Linked DNA regions of Homo sapiens: region 1 is linked to region 2. A link is a contact called in ENCODE Hi-C or POLR2A ChIA-PET data. All regions are on one chromosome and are shown on one strand. Each heading gives the region's core, a stretch centred on a gene start or an enhancer-like site at or near the end of the contact. The rest is flanking DNA. Distances are from core to core; before and after follow the strand shown.

The links. A loop is a pair of places that touch in the nucleus more often than their neighbours do. ChIA-PET counts read pairs that join two places held with the same protein, here RNA polymerase II (POLR2A). Pooled maps may share reads with other maps.
Region 1: a map of sigmoid colon shows a loop between it and region 2 (4-fold over the local background). The contact joins the enhancer-like site here to the promoter of ROR2 in region 2. A Hi-C loop is called at or near these places in 2 of 168 maps with a recorded cell type or tissue (naive thymus-derived CD4-positive, alpha-beta T cell and sigmoid colon), 1 of 37 single-sample maps with no recorded cell type and 10 of 50 pooled maps. POLR2A ChIA-PET finds 5 or more read pairs at or near these places in 1 of 52 experiments (WTC11).

The regions. Positions count from the first base shown.
Region 1 is chr9:92,096,744-92,099,443 of GRCh38, forward strand. The region is part of intron 3 of SPTLC1 (serine palmitoyltransferase long chain base subunit 1); the gene reads right to left. Among named protein-coding and RNA genes, the nearest start is that of SPTLC1, 17 kb to the right of the region's middle. Within about 2 kb of position 1,413, at least 14 of the 41 ENCODE cell types and tissues checked have a DNase peak (open chromatin) inside an H3K27ac peak, as active enhancers do.
Region 2 is chr9:91,948,969-91,951,668 of GRCh38, forward strand. ROR2 (receptor tyrosine kinase like orphan receptor 2) reads right to left here and starts at 1,260. Exons shown (of 9, transcript NM_004560.4): 1 at 899-1,260. The coding sequence starts at 995. RefSeq lists enhancers at 51-552, 553-1,052 and silencers at 1,246-1,425, 1,539-1,833.

The sequences.
Region 1 (2,700 bases), core at 163-2,662, 150 kb after region 2:
GTAAATCTTCATAACCTTAGATTAAGCCAAAGTTTTTACAGATGACAAAAAAGTACAAGCAACAAAAGGAAAAACAGGGAAGTCAGACATCATTAAAATAAACTTTTGAATTTCAAAGATCACTATCAAAGAAGTAAAATAAAATCCCACAGAATGAAAAAAAAAATCTGCAAATCATATATCTGACAAGGGACTAGGATTCAAAATATATAAAGAACTTTTACAGTTTTAATGATAGAAAGAACCCCCAATTGAAAACAGCTAAGTGATTAAAGTAGACATTTCTCCAAAGAAAATATACAAATGGCCAATAAGCCGATGAAAAGGTGCTCAACATCATTAGTTATCTGGGAAATGCAAATTAAAACCATAAGATCCCACTTCCCACCTACTAGGATGGCTACAATAAAATAGAAAATAATAAGCATTGCTAAGGATGTGAAGAAATTGTAAACCTCATATGTAGCTAGTGGGAATATAAAATGATGCAACCACTTTGGAAAACAGTTTGGGGGTTCCTCAAAATGTTAAACACAGAGTTATCACATGACACAGCAATCCTACTCCTAGGTATATATCCAAGAAAAATTAAAACATTATGCCCATGCAAAAATGTGTACACATTATTTCATAGCAGTTTTATTATTTTTTATTTTTTCATATACTCTTACGAGGGAAAAAACCCAATTGTGCATCAACTGATTAATGTATAAACAAAATGTGTGTATCCATACACTGAAATATTATTTGGTGATAAAATGAAGTACGGATACATGCTACAATGTGGATGAGTCCTGAAAACATTATGTTAAGTGAAAGAACCCAGAAACAAAGGCTAAGTATTGTTTATTCCTTTTAATGTGAAATGTCCAGAATAGGCAAGTCCATAAAGTAGATAAATGGTTGCTAAGGCCTGGGCAGAGGAAGGAGTGGGAAGTAACTGCTAATGGCTTTGGGATTTCTTTTGGGGTGATAAAAATATTTTGGAATTAGATGGTGGTGATAGTTGTATAACTCTGGGAATATGCTAAAAACCACTTAATTATACACTTCAAAATGACAGATTTTATGGTATATAGATTACGTATCAATACAGCTGCTGTTTAAAGGAAAAAAACCTTACACTTCAAAATGGTAAATTTTATGGTAAATAGATTATATATCAATAAGGCTTCTGTCTAAAGGAAAAAAATCTAAGTTAATTCGCTTACTCTTGTGTCAACTCAGTATTGAATGTAAATAGGTATTGCATAAATTGAAGAAAAGTAACACTGAATGTAATCTGATTGGACTCCGGTGAAGACTCCAAGATGGCGATCGGTAACCATCTTGGCTACCCTGACTCAGCATTCCCGGATTCACCGGTTCCCGCCATCTCGGCAGCCATCTTGGCTACCCTGACTTGGCATTTTCGCTTATTCCCGCCATCCTGACAGCCACATCGGGTACCCTGACTCAGCATTTCCGGGTTCACCTTTCCTGTTCCCGCCACCCGGACCAACGCGCATGCCCACTAGGGCGTGTCACACTCAGAAGCACGAAACTCAACCTATCCCGCCCCTACCCCGCCCACTCCTCACCCAGCATCCATAAAAGCGCTCTGCACCTTTGGCACAGCGCGACTTCCCTGGCCCTCCCCCTGCGGACCAGTGAACCTCGCCCGAGAGCTCAGTAAAGATTTTTGCCCTCTTTGTCTCGCCCCTCAGCCTTATTGATCCACAGTGCCCTTCCATTGCCTTTCACTATCAACAAAACAACCTTCAATTTTCTTGTAGTTTCTGCAAACAATTTACATAATGTTCTTGATGACAATAAAAATATTGTGCATATTGAAAAAAAAGAAGGGATGTTAACAATCACCAGATATTGAGGAAGTGTCTAACAGATCAATAAAACTGATAAAACAATCAGTACAGTGCAAAAGGGTAAAAATAAAAAATTTTAAGATGTGTAGGTTTCAAAAAAAAAAATTCACCTTCCATGACCCTTCTCTGAAATCTATCTATAATCTACTGTAAACCAAGAGACAGGAAATAGCCAATGCAGAACAGAGAAAGGAAATTCTCAAGCTAATGGTGATGGGACACTCCAGGGCCACCCTGTGTAGCAGCTGCATATAACAACCAGTCAGGAGTGGAGCAGGAGAAAGAACAAAGAAAGTGAATCTAATAGATAACTAACGTGTGAACATTCTGAATGGAGTTTTATGCTCCTAGAGGCAAACAACATAAAGACCACTGTAGAACCAATCAAGTAACCAAACAAAAATGATTAACTCTGGGGAAAACAAAAGTATCCAATAAAGAAAATATAGCCTCATAACATTGGCCCAACTAATGAATAATACTAATGAAGTCATAAAAATATAACCACTAAATTATCTAAGGACACATTATCCTATATCTGAACTCTGCCAGAAGAAAGGGCAGAGCAAGGTTGCTGCATGAGCTGGGGTCCTGTTAGGGGCACCCAGGGATCGGCACCACAGCCCAAGGTCTGCACCAGGCTGCTGCACTTGCTGGAGGAAGAGTACCTTCCCCTAATCCACACAAAGGCATGACAGGAGCTATTCCAGGCCTGGGCACAGTGAGTGTAGATGTGTTTTCAGAGAGCCAGTCTCAAATCGCCTACAATTAATGGATATACAGTCGCGTGCCATTTAACATCTCAATTGACAAAATGGACCACATATACAACAGT
Region 2 (2,700 bases), core at 10-2,509:
ACTTCCGAACCTCCCCGCCGTTCCTCTGCGCCCCGGATCCAAGCAGCCGAAACCGCGCAGGGACTCGGGGGAAGTGGGGCCCCGGGAGGAAACCCACCTAGGAGCCGGGCCCCGCCCCTCCCGCCGCCAGCCTCCTACAGGTCCCGGGGGTCCCCCCGGCGCGGCCAGAAGGCGGCCGCGCCCCAGCCGCTCAGGGACCCGCGATCCCAGTCACAAACCATTTCAATCCAGATCACACACCACTTCGGCCACCCCAGAGCGGTGGGGGAGAGGAGGTTTCAGGGACCAACAAAAGGGATGCCAAAGAGCCCGTTTCCATCAAGCGGCCCGCGGGCTGGGAAAGTCAGGACCCGGGAGCCGCCGGCGCCCCCACCCCCGCCGCAAGAGCCGCTTCTCCGGGGCCACGTCCACCCCAGGATTCTGCCAGGCATCAGGCCGCCCTGGGGGTGGGGGGACGCTCCGAGACAGACGGGGGACACTCGGGGCCGTGTGCCCTTGAAGGAGGAAGACCTCGGGGAGGAAGCCCGGGTCCTGGGACCCTCGGGGCACATCTGCGGACTCGGGTCCCGGGCCCAGGGCGGGTACTCACATTCACACTCGCACTCCCACTCGCGACCCTCGGGAAGCGCCACCGAGAGGCTCCCAGCCGCCGCCGCCCGCCCCCAGACTCTGGAAACACTTAGGCGTCCCCAGAGCGCGGCTTATTGTAACCAGCCCGAGGGGGTCCGGGGTGCGGGCCGGGAGCGGCGTCGGGCGAGATGCGAATGGCCCTGCCTGGCGCCCCTCGTTCAGGAGCATGGGCGCCGGCGCAGCGGCCGGGAGCATAGTGGCGGCGGAAGGGCTGGCCAAGCGAGCCGTGAGCTACCGTCTGCGCACAAGCCGGAACGCCAGATCCTACCTGAAGTCCGGGACACTGAGAGCAGAAGCGCGGCGGCCGCCCAGACGGCCGGGATGCACAGCAGCGGCCGCCGCGGGAGCGCCGAGCCCCGGGCCATGCCGCAGGCAGTGGGGGCCGGGAAGCCCTCAGAGCTTCGGGCCGGGGCGCGGGGTCGGGCGCCACCACCCCTTTCTACGATGCGTCCGCTCCTCCTTCTCCCTGGCGCTTCGCAAACGGGTCCACTTCGAGGACCTCGTCGTCGTCCTCTTCTCCGGCCCGGATGCGCCGCTCGGCTCCGGCCACGGCAAGGGCTGGCTGGGGAGGTTCCTTGGCGCGGGCTGGGGCGTCCCGCCGGCCGCCAGGACGAGCGCGGGGGGCGGACCGCGGGCGAGCGCGCAGGAGGCAGGGTCCCCGCTCGCCCGCCCCGATGGGCAGAGCGAGGCTTGCGCCGGCGCCCCCTGCCGGGGGAACGCGCGGGCGGCGGGCGGGACCCAAGGAGCTGGGGCTGCAGCTGGGGCCCCGGACCTGCCTCCTGCGCCCGCCCTCGGGCCTGCGCCTCGGAACGCTTGAACACAAAGGTGGCGCCTTGGGGGCGTCAGCCGGAGTTCGGCGGGTCTGCCCACGCAGGAGAGGCGCCCAGAGCGGGTGCCCCCGACTTTCGGGGGCGACACACCCGGGGATCTAGGTCACAAATCAGTAACTCCAGGCTGCACTGCGCACCGGGACAAATCTGAGAGCCACCCAGCCCCAGACACCAGCGGTGAGGCAGGAAGAGGAGAAGCGAAAGTTGCAAAAGGAAATGTTCAGGAAAACAAACAGGCCGCCTTGGCACCGGCGCCCTCCCAGGTCGGTGGGGACAAGCGCGTCCCCCGAAATGCTCAAAACTGCCAGGGGTCGAGCTGCGTGGAGGGAGCCCTCGGGAGCGCGATGCTATCCGAAGCCACCGCGGCTTTTGGTTTACTGTTAAAAGCAAATTGTATAATTTTACCCATTAAAGGCAGAACACTATTTGTTCTCTGCAGAGGCCCAGAATGTGCAGAATTTGCTTCACTTATTAGAGACATTTTGAACGGAATTCAAATAGCATGTTTTCTTGCTTATTCTTGGTTTTGCTCAGCACATGCAAATGTCTTTGTTTTTCCTCTTAGAGGAAGGAATTGGATTCTCCAGCATCTCAGTTGCTTGTTCCATGAGATTGATCTTTTAACTGATTATCCAGCAGTTTGTTTGGTGTTTTTGCTGGAGTACCAAGCTCTGTTAATTGGAGGGCATTAGGGAGAGCCCTGGCCTTGGGTGCCAGACGTGAGGCCTCAGACGTGGCCAGAAATAAAAACTCTCTTGCTATGGTCTGCGGACAAAATGACTAAGCCAGCTCTAGCTTGTTACCTCTGTTAAAAGTATTTAGGCGTCCGGCTATCTCTACCCAATTTGTGTAGGGAAATATCTCACGCAGTTCTCATTCCCAGGAGCTGCTGTAAATCCAGTAGGAGAATGGGAGAAGATCCTAGCCCCTCCTCAACTGGATGGCAAAATTATTACCAAACTTCTTAGACGGGCTCAGGCTGTTCCTCTGCCCAGGCTGGTGCGGGTCTGAACGGGGGGGCTGCTCTCCCCAGTGGTTAGAGGACTGCCAGGGGTTTATCTTTGGGGTTTTCCTCCCTTTAGCTTCCCTTAGAATCCTTAAGGATGCTTTTAGAGTAATGTTTTAAGAGTAGGTGCTGAAGCACTTAGTTCCACACCCCTCTCTTCTGGATCTAGGGAAAACCCAACAGGGGCTGCAGAGAAGGGTCTTGAACCTGCCCTGGAAAACCCCTCCCTCAGCA